Regions from separate parts of the Homo sapiens genome. Here region 2 is linked to region 1. Evidence: read pairs that join two places in POLR2A ChIA-PET (ENCODE). Cell type or tissue: PC-9. All regions are shown on one strand.

What was found. Peaks named below come from ENCODE experiments on the same cell type or tissue, not always from the same donor. Only the 100,000 strongest peaks of a DNase experiment are listed, where the experiment ranks them.
Region 2: POLR2A ChIA-PET joins it to region 1 with 6 read pairs; 3 of 35 experiments call an interaction of 5 or more read pairs at or near these places.

The regions. Positions count from the first base shown.
Region 1 is chr11:126,358,833-126,363,832 of GRCh38, reverse strand. All of the region lies in intron 1 of ST3GAL4 (ST3 beta-galactoside alpha-2,3-sialyltransferase 4), which reads right to left. Among named protein-coding and RNA genes, the nearest start is that of ST3GAL4, 5.6 kb to the right of the region's middle. RefSeq lists an enhancer at 4,798-5,000. In PC-9, no CTCF peak of the experiment used is centred here; a DNase peak (open chromatin) is centred at 3,042; H3K27ac peaks cover 1,182 bases.
Region 2 is chr11:126,244,347-126,249,346 of GRCh38, reverse strand. All of the region lies in intron 4 of FAM118B (family with sequence similarity 118 member B), which reads right to left. It also overlaps a transcript of SRPRA not described here and the pseudogene RN7SL351P. Among named protein-coding and RNA genes, the nearest start is that of SRPRA, 22 kb to the left of the region's middle. In PC-9, no CTCF peak of the experiment used is centred here; no DNase peak of the experiment used is centred here.

The DNA of each region.
Region 1 (5,000 bases):
TGTGCTCACCTCAATGGGGTCTGAGAGTAGAAAACTGTGTTGGCCAACTCCCCTCATTCGAGCAGCTTCCCCTGGGAGAAAGAGCTCAAGAGAGAGGAGGGTGGAGGGTTCAGGTCCCAGGCTAGGGAAGCTTAGTCAGCCCATCTTTGGAGACCCTGAGGCCCCAGAAAGACAAGATCCCACCGTCCTTTGCAGGAAGATGTCCAAAGAGTTGCATGAGGGCTCAGGAGCTGAGCTAAAGATAAAAGCATTGCATACTTTGGGCAGGCACTGTCTCTTCGCCAAACTCAACTCCTGGAAGAGCCATTTTTGTTCGAAAATGCTGGAGCTGCCAACAGGAGGAGCTGACTCCTGCTCCCATGGGCTCCCAATGAAGGCTCTCCTGAACATTCCCGGCCTCCAGGCAACCCAACCCAGCCACCCCCAGAGTCCCAGTTCCACTATGAGGACAACCTGAATGCTGAGGCTGGAGAAAAAAGGCAGATCAGAGAAGCAAGGGCAAGGAGAGAATGCAGAGGAGGCAGAAAGGAAGGAGGAGGGATCACTGAAGATGGTGAGAAATCTAGGGGTGGAAAGAGAAGGCAGACAGAAAGGGATTGAAGAAGAAGAGCACGGCTCAAACAGGGACAGGAAGGAGATGGGGGCAGGAGGTCTAGAGAAACGGCCCACACTGCCTGTGAGGACAATCTCCCATACTCCATCAACACCCGCTCCTCGGCCAGCCCCTCATTCAGTCCAGCCCAGCTGGGGAGGGATTTCTAGACCACTCATCTTAGCCCACCCAGTCCTAGGGGCCTGGAGAACAGACCAGCTGAATGGGCCAGGCATAAGGTAGGGGCTGGAGAGGCAGAGAGAGAAGGGTTACTCCTGAGGCTCAGCCCAATTACCGGCTCCCTGCCTGTGGGGAGAGAGGTGCTCTGTGACCTTAAACAACTAAGTTACTTTTCTGAGTCTCTGCTCCCTCGTTTGCAATATGACAGCCAACCTCTGAGGCCTCTCCCAGCCTAAAAAATGTTTGTTTTGTTTGTCCATCACCAGGCTGTGAGACGTGGCAGATACTCTTACCCCAATTAACACAGATGCTAATTGAGTGCCAGAGTGCAAGACCTGCCCGAGGTCACATAACTGGTAAGTGGACGGGGACAAAGGATGCCAGGACAGCTCCTAGTGAGCCACCTGCCCCTCTTCCCCTGGGCCAGAAAGCAGACCCTCTTCAGTCTCTGGACCCCACCCTGGAATCCCAGAAAAGCACACCAGCCAGCATTTATAGAGTGCTGGAGTCCGGGCACTGGATGTTATCTGAAACATTATCCCATTAAGAAGTGTTGGCCAGGCGGAGCACGGTAGTTCACACCTATAATCCCAACACTTTGGGAGGCCGAGGCAGGTGGATCATTTGAGGTCAGGAGTTCGAGACCAGCTTGGCCAACATGGTGAGACCCCCATCTCTACTAAAAATACAAAAATTAGCCGGGTGTGATGGTGGGCACCTATAATCCCAGCTACTCGGGAGGCTGAGGTAGGAGAATCTCGCTTGAACCCGGGAGGCAGAGGTTGCAGTGAGCTGAGATTGTGCCACTGCACTCCAGCCTGGGCAACAGAGTGAGACTCCGTCTTAAAAAAAAAAAAAAAAAAAAAAGGAAGAAATGTTGGCCAGACACGGTGGCTCACTCCTGTAATCCTGGCACTCTGGGAGGCTCAGGTGGGCAGATTACCTGAGGTCAGGAGTTTGAGACCAGCCTGGCCAACACGGTGAAACCCCATTTCTACTAAAAGTACAAAAATTAGCCAGGAGTAGTGGCACACACCTGTGATCCCAGCTACTTGGGAGGCTGAGGCAGGAGAATCACTTGAACCCAGGAGGCAGAGATGGCAGTGAGCCGAGATCGCACCACTGCACTCCAGCCTGGGCAATAGAGCCAGACTCCATCTCAAAAAAAAAAAAAAAGAAGTGTTAATTTCTCGGAGAAGGAAATGGAGGCTACAGTGGCAGGCTGCAAGCTGTATCCAAGGCCATGCATGGAGGGAAGGGCTGAGAGCCTCCAACCTGCTTCTAGGAATACAAATCTCACAGCTCCATACAACCACCTCAGGCACTACCCCCAGAACCACCTACCTTTGGTTCAGCCTGAGCCCCACTGAGGTCCATGCTGGGGTCACCCCAGCACAGGGTTCCCTCCCTGTCACAGGCATAGGACCTGCAGGGAGTGGAGAACGCAGGGGGAGGAAGGGGGAGGAAGTGCCGGTGCTGGGTGGCCACGGAGGCTTCCCAGGACTGGGGCTTCAGTTGATACTGAAGGACATTTGCAGTCTAGCAAGGTCATTACCAACAATGCCCAAGCCATGTGAGGGGGCAGCAGAAGCAAAGGCGAGGAGGTGAGACCCCACACGGCATGCTACCAGAAAATGAGAACCACAGGGGGGTCACAACTGGAACTCAATGGGGGTTTTCAAAAAAAAAAAAAAATTAAAGCCAAGAAACCCTCTGTCACAGTTTCAAAAAAAAATTGAAGTGGAAACGCAATATGTACAAGGAATAAAAGTGGAGCTGTTCAGGAGGAGGCAAATGTGGGTGAACCCCTCGCTCTTCCAAAGCTGTCACTCCCTCTCAGGACCCAAGTGAGGGTTCCACCGTAGGGGTACCTTTCTTGGGCCTCAAATAAGGAGAGGACTGACATAGGGATTGGAGCTGAGGTCAGGACCTGTCTGCAGGGACCTGAAGGTTACTAGGGAGGGGTGATGGGTAGAGAAATGTGGCCAGCCGACCCTGTGGTGGGTGGAATGGGGCATGCACTCCTCAGGGGACAAGCTCCTGCCCATCCTCACCTGGGTTCCTGCCTGCCTCTCTGAGGTCTGAACAGAGACCCCCAAGGTGGCAGCACACAGATGGGGCCAGACCTTTCTCTGGCAAACAGCTCAACTGGCAAAAGGGAAACTTTTTCCCTTTGCCCTGGGAGGAGGAAGCAAAGTAAAGATGCAGCAAAGACAAATCAGCATACCTGAGCTGCATTTCCATCACTCATCACACAAGAATCTATTGAGTGCTTATTGTTTGCTAGACATCATTCCAGGCATTAAGAAAATACACCAGTGAACAAGACAGACACGCTCGGCTGGGCACGGTGGCTCACGCCTGTAATCCCAGCACTTTGGGAGGCTGAGGTGGGCGGATCACAAGGTCAGGAGTTCGAGACCAGCCTGGCCAACATGATGAAACCCTGTCTCTACTAAAAGTACAAAAATTAGCCAGGCGTGGTGGCGGGTGCCTGTAATCTCAGCTACTCAGGAGGCTGAGGCAGGAGAATAACTTGAAACCAGAAGATGGAGGTTGCAGTTAGCCGAGATCGCGCCACTGCACTCCAGCCTAGGAAACAAGAGCAAAACTCTGTCTCAAAAACAAAACAAAACAAACAAACAAAAACCAGCCTGGGCAACATGGCAAAACCCTGTATCTACAAAAAATAGAAAAATTAGCCTAGTGTGGTGGCGCATACCCACAGTCATGAGCAAGTCAGCTGCCTCCTCGCCTGCCCAGAACTCCGCGGATCCCTCAGCCTCTGCCCTCGTCAGTCCCTTGCATGACTTCCCTCCAAATGATCAGAACCCAGTGGGAACCCAGGGTATACCCCGGCTGGCCCCTAATTCTCTCCTGCCAGGAATCCCTCCTCCCAACCTGAGCAACCTCTAAGAGACAGGGAGGGCTGCCGGTGCGGAGCTTGTCTGTGGGCAAAACAGCTCACCATGTTGGAAGGAGAATTGGGTCTTTGGGAGCCTCTCTGGCCTTGAGCCAGCCCAGGACGGGCATCAAGGAGGGCCAGGCAGCCAAGGTGCTTCTGCCTGGCAGGAATCAGGATGCCAGACGCCAGGAGCAGCCACTTTGGCTGGGTTCCCTGTGCTTAGACCCCATAGGGCCCCTCCCCTTCCCCACGTGTGGCCGTGGTTGCCTTGCAGCCATGTGGGCGGCAGCCACATTTCCAAAGGAATAGGAGCTGCAGGCAGGCCAGATGGAAGCAATTGCCAAGGGAAAGCAGCAGAGGTGGGGGCTGGGGAGGCTGGGAGGGCCCACGGGGAAGGAGGGAAGGAGGGAAGGAGGGAAGGAGGGAGGGAGAAGAACCTTGTCCTGCCCCGCCCCGCCCAGCTGAGAAAGCGGACAAGCGTGTGCTCAGGGTACGGCCCGGCCGGGATGTGGGGTTCGGGAGAGCACTCAGAGGTCAGGGTTTGTGTTCCACCTTTGACACTAATACACTGTGGCCTTGAGCAAACCCCTTCACGCCTTTGAGCTGGGATCTGTTTCTTCATGGGGCAAAATGAGCAAACTCCAGGGGGCAGTTGAGAACTGGGCTGAAAAGTGAAGGTTTTGGAAGCAAGCCTGGATTTGAGTCCTAGCTCAGCTGCTTACGAGCTGTATGACCTTGGCCAAGTAACTTAATCCTTCAATCCTCCATTTCTTCATTTATAAATGGGCTTAATTACAGGGTTGTGTGAAGCTCACATGAAGGGACGTAAAGTGTCTAGCACATCTTTTTTTTTTTTTTAAGTTTATTGGGCCAGGCTTTTAATAAGTGCCTGATTGCTAAATGGTAATATTTTTGTTATTTGCTGAGGCCATTTTCATTATGGGGACAGATGTACAGATGTTCACCCATGCTGCAGTTGGCAGAGGACGCAGAGCACAAGTAGGGTCGCTGCAGACCAGCATTCCTTAGCACTCTCCAAACTGGTCCCAGCACTCTTTGGGGCTGCCTCCCCTAAACAGGAAAGCAAGATCCTGAGGACCCCAACCCCCATGCACAGGCTTGAATGAGCTGCAGGTGGGACAAAGGAACTCTCCTACTCAGGTGCTTCTGGGCTTCTGCAGCCAGGCCAGGCCTTCCTCACAATCAAGGCCCAGGTGGGAAACTGGAGGCCCAGCCAGACCCACACCTCACTTCAGCCCGAGCAGCAGCAACCTCCTCCCTGCTGGGCCAGCAGTGGCACCCAGGGCTTCAGTATAGGCAATC
Region 2 (5,000 bases), 110 kb after region 1:
TCTGAAGAATATCCAGTATACAAAAGGTTAACGTAAACAATTTAATACGTTTTTTAAATTAAAAATTTGCATTTTGCAACTGTTGAAAACATCAAACACCAATCAGTTCTAAACAGAATCCCAATGTCTTGTTTTGCAGATGTGAGGTCTGGCTATGTTGTCCAGGTAGGTCTTGAATTCCTGGGATCTCAAGTGATCCTCCCACCTCAGCCTCCCAAAGTGTTGGGATTATGGGTATCAGCCACTTTTCCAGACCTCCTACTTCTTAACATACGGCTTACTTAAATAACTGCTTTTCAGATTCATTTTGAATACATGTAAATATCCCTGAGTACTAATGAGGAACTATAATACCAACTTCAGGTGGGAAACTGGCTTTACAACTGAAAAGACAAAGTGGCTCTTGGGACGAAGGGAATTTGAAATGGGAAAGTAACTATGTAATGTGATGTAATATCTGATCCCTAGCCTGTCTGTGAAATGCCATTTGCTAGGGTTTGGACTGGTCCCCTAACGTTCATGTGTTGGAAACTTAACCCCAACGGAACTGTGTTGGGAGGCGAGACCTAGTAAGACGTGATTAAGTCACGAGGGCCGTGCCTCCATGAATTGATTAATGTCATTATTGCAGGAGTAGATTTGTTATCCTAAGTGTGTCAGTTATAAAAGCGAGTCTGGGCCGGGCGTGCTGGCTCACGCCTGTAATCCCAGCACTTTGGGAGGCCAAGGCGGGTGGATCACGAGGTCAAGAGATCGAGACCATCCTGGCCAACATGGTGAAACCCCATCTCTCTACTAAAAATAAAAAAATTAGCTGGGCGTGGTGGTGGTGCCTGTAGTGCCAGCTACTCGGGAGGCTGAGGCAGGAGAATCGCTTGAATCCGGGAGGCAGAGGTTGTAGTGAGCCAAGATCGCACCATTGCACTCCAGCCTGGGCAACAAGAGCGAAACTCCATCTCAAAAAAAAAAAAAAAAAAAAAAAAAAAAAGTCAACTACTATTGAAGGTCAGATACTTTTTTAGATTTGTTATAAAAAATATGGTGCTCTTTTCTTGTCTACCCAAATCACAAATCCATTTGCCCTATGATCTAGCAGTCACATGTATCCTACAAATACAATTTCAAACAAATGAAATGACACATATGAGGTTATCACTGCATCATTATTTTATTTTATTTTTTATTTATTTTTATTTTTCTTGAGACAGAGTCTTGCTCTGTTGCCCAGCCTGGAGTGCAATGGCGTGATTTTGGCTCACTGCAACCTCTGCCTCTCTGGTTCAGGTGATTCTCCTGATTCATCCTCCCGAGTAGCTGGGACTACAGGTGCGTGCCACCACGCCTTGTATATATATATACAATATATATAATGTATTGATAGTGTGTGTCTGTGAGTCAGAGTACAAAAATATATATATAGATATACGTATCTATATAGATATACGTATATCTATATATATATATAGATATATATATATATTTTTTTTTTGAGATGGAGTCTCGATCTGTCACCCAGGCTGGAGTGCAGTGGCGTGGTCTCAGCTCACTGCAACCTCCGCCTCCTGGGTTCAAGCAATTCCCCTGCCTCAGCCTCCCGAGTAGCTGGGATTACAGGTGCCTGCCACCACGCCAGGCTAATTTTTTGTGTTTTTAGTAGAGATGGGTTTCACCATGTTGGCTAGGCTGGTCTTGAACTTCTGACCTTGTGATCTGCCCGCCTCGGCCTCCCAAAGTGTTGGGATTGCAGGCGTGAGCCACCGCGCTGGCAAATACGTACTACATTTTAACACCAGTTTTATTATTACACACACCGATAAAAAGGCCTGGGTATACAATCACATAATCATGGGTGTGGAACATATTTTCTTGCTTCTAAGAAAAAGAATAGAAAAGGTTAAAACCTGGGGGGAAAAAAATCCAGGTCACTTATTTTAATTAAGTATCTTTTAGACCTATTTAAGCTACTAAATCCTACATATCAACATAGGAAGGAAATATGATTCTGCAACTGCATTGATTTCCTCAAGATTCAAAATGGAAGTTTGTCTCTTTTTTTGAGAGAAAGTCTGGCTCTGTCACCAAGCTGGAGTACAGTGGCATGAACGTGGCTCATTGCAGCCTTGACCTGCTGGGCTCAAGCAATCTTCCTGCCTCAGTCTCCCAAGTGGCTAGGACTACAGGCGCACACCACCACGCCGACTACTTTTTAAATTTTTCGTACAGACAGGGTCTCACTATGTTGCCCAAGCTGTTCTCAAACTTCTGGCCTCAAGTGATCCTCTTGCCTCAGCCTCCTGTGTAGGTGGGACCACAGGCGTGTACCACCACACTAGGCTAATTTTAAAATTTGTGTAGAGATAGGGGGTCCCGCTTTGTTTCCCAGGCTGGAAAGTTTTTTTCTCTTAAAGCAGATGACCCTAGAACTAAATTTGCCACCAGTGGCCTTTATAAGCAAAGACAAAGGAATGAAAACATAAACAGGGAGGCTCAGTAGTCAGAAGGAAATGCCAAACTCCCACACAACTTCTAAGGGCCTTTTCCCATTCATCTAAAACAGTGACCTTCATTTCCTTCTACCCTGAAACTTAGTAAAAACAAGAAACAAAAAATTGGCATGGTAGCTCAAGCCTGTAATCTCAGTTTTTGGGAAGCTGAAACAGGAAGATCACTTGAGCCCAGGAGTTCAACACCAGCCTGGGCAACACAGGGAGACCCCATTTCTATTTAAAAAAAGAAAGAAAAAAAACCTGTTCCCCCACCGCCTCCCGCCCCAGGGTTATTAACATTTCTAGTGCATCAACTATGTGCCAGACATTTTATACACATTATCTCACCTATTCTTCACAAAGCGACACAAGGAAGTAATATCCCAGTTTCACAGGTGCAAAAACAGATGTTGACAAGTTAAGGGATTTGTGCAGGGTTCCAGTGCATTTAAGTGGCAGAGTCTGATTCCAAAACCTAAGCTCTTTGCAGTGAATCTGTAATGTCACTTCCCCAGTATACATTAAACTGGCTCGGTAGATAGGCCTGTTAACCCTGCCATAGTACTGCTGAGTTGATACTGTTAGATTTGATTCTTTTCTAATATGGACATTTCCAAACACACACAAAAGTCAGAAAAGTACATACAAAACAAAAACATAATCGCAATACTTCTATCTCACCTAAAAAATATTAATGTCTTAATATTAGTGTTTAAATTTCCCCTAAATATATCATTTTTATTATTAAGTTGTAATAGTTCTTTATATATTCTGGATACTAGATTTTTGTCAAATATGATCTACAAATAATTTCCTCCATTCTGTGGGTTCTCTTTTCTTTCTTTCTTTCTTTTTTTTTTTTTTGGGACGGAGTCTCGTACCTGTTGCCCAGGCTGGAGTGCAATGGCGCTATCTCGGCTCACTGCAACCTCCGCCTCCCGGGTTCAAGCAATTCTCCTGCCTCAGCCTCCCCAGTAGCTGTGACTACAGGCATGCGCCACCACGCCCAGCTAATTATGTATTTTTATTAGAGATGGGGTTTCACCATGTTGGCCAGGCTGGTCTCGAACTTCCGACCTCAGGTGATCCGCCTGCCTTGGCCACCCAAATTGCTGGGATTACAGGAGTTAGCCACTGCGCTCGGCCTCATTTTTTTTTCTTTTTTAGAGCCGAGGGTCTCACTATGTTGCCCAGGCTGAGGTACAATGACATGATCATAGCTGATTGCAGCCTCGAACTCCTGGGATCAAATGATCCTCCTACCTCAGCCTCCCAAGTAGTTGGGATTACAGGTACAAGCCACTGTGCCTGGCTCTGTTTTCACTTTCTTGATGACAACCATTACAGCACTTCCGTTTCAAAGTCTCATCATGTCCAATTTATCTAGTTTTCTTCTGTTGCTGGTGCCTTCAGTGTCTGATCTGAGAATCCTTTGCCATGCTGCCTTAGTTACTGTGGCTCTGTAGTAAGCTTTGAAAGAAAAAAAAATTTGAGTCTCCCTACTTTGTTCTTTTTCAAGACGGTCTTGGCTACCCTAGGTCCCTTGTAATTTCATATGAAGTTTTAATTTTTTTTTTTAGAGACAGGGTCTCACTATGTTGCCCAGGCTAGAGTGCAGTGGCTATTCAGACGCAATCCCACTACTGATCAGCATGAGAGTTTTGACCTGCTCCATTTCCAATCTGTGTTTGTTCACCCCTCTTTAGGCAACCTGGTGGTCCCCTGCTCCTGGGAGCCCAGAACTCCTGGGCTCAAGCCCTCCAGCAATCCTCCTGCCTCAGCCTCCCAAGTAGATGGGACTACAGGTGCATGCCATGGTGCCTGGCCCCATATGAATTTTAAATCAGTTTGTCAATTTCTACAAAATCAGCAGCTGGATCCTAATAGGGACCATGCTTAATCTGTAGACCAATTTGCAGAGTATTCCATCTTAATAATATTAAGTCTTCTGATTCAGGAACATGGCATGTCTTTCCATTTATTTAGATCTTCTTTCATTTCTTTCAGTGTTTTGTAGTTTTCAAAGCATAAGTTCTCCACTTATTTATTTATTTTTTGAGATGGAGTTTCGCTCTTGTTGCCCAGGCTGGAGTGCAGTGGAGGGATCCTGGCTCGCTGCAACCTCTGCTCCCAGGTTCAAGTGATTCTCCTGCCTCCACCTCCCGAGTAGCTGGGATTATAGGCACCCGCCATCATGCTCAGCTAATTTTTGTATTTTTAGTAGAGACGGGGTTTCACCATGTTGGCCAGGCTGGTCTCTACCTCCCGACCTCAGGTGATCCGCCCACCTCGGCCTCCCAAAGCGCTGAGACAACAGGCATGGGCCACCACGCCTAGCCTTCTGTACTTCTTTCGTTAAATTTATTCCTAGCTATTTTACTATTTTTGATGCCAAGTGGAAGAATTTTTAATATTTCATTTTAGTATTGTTCACTGCAAGTGTATAAAAATACTATTTTTATATATTGATCCCGGATTCTCCAACCTTGCTAAGCTTGTTAGTTCTAATAGAGG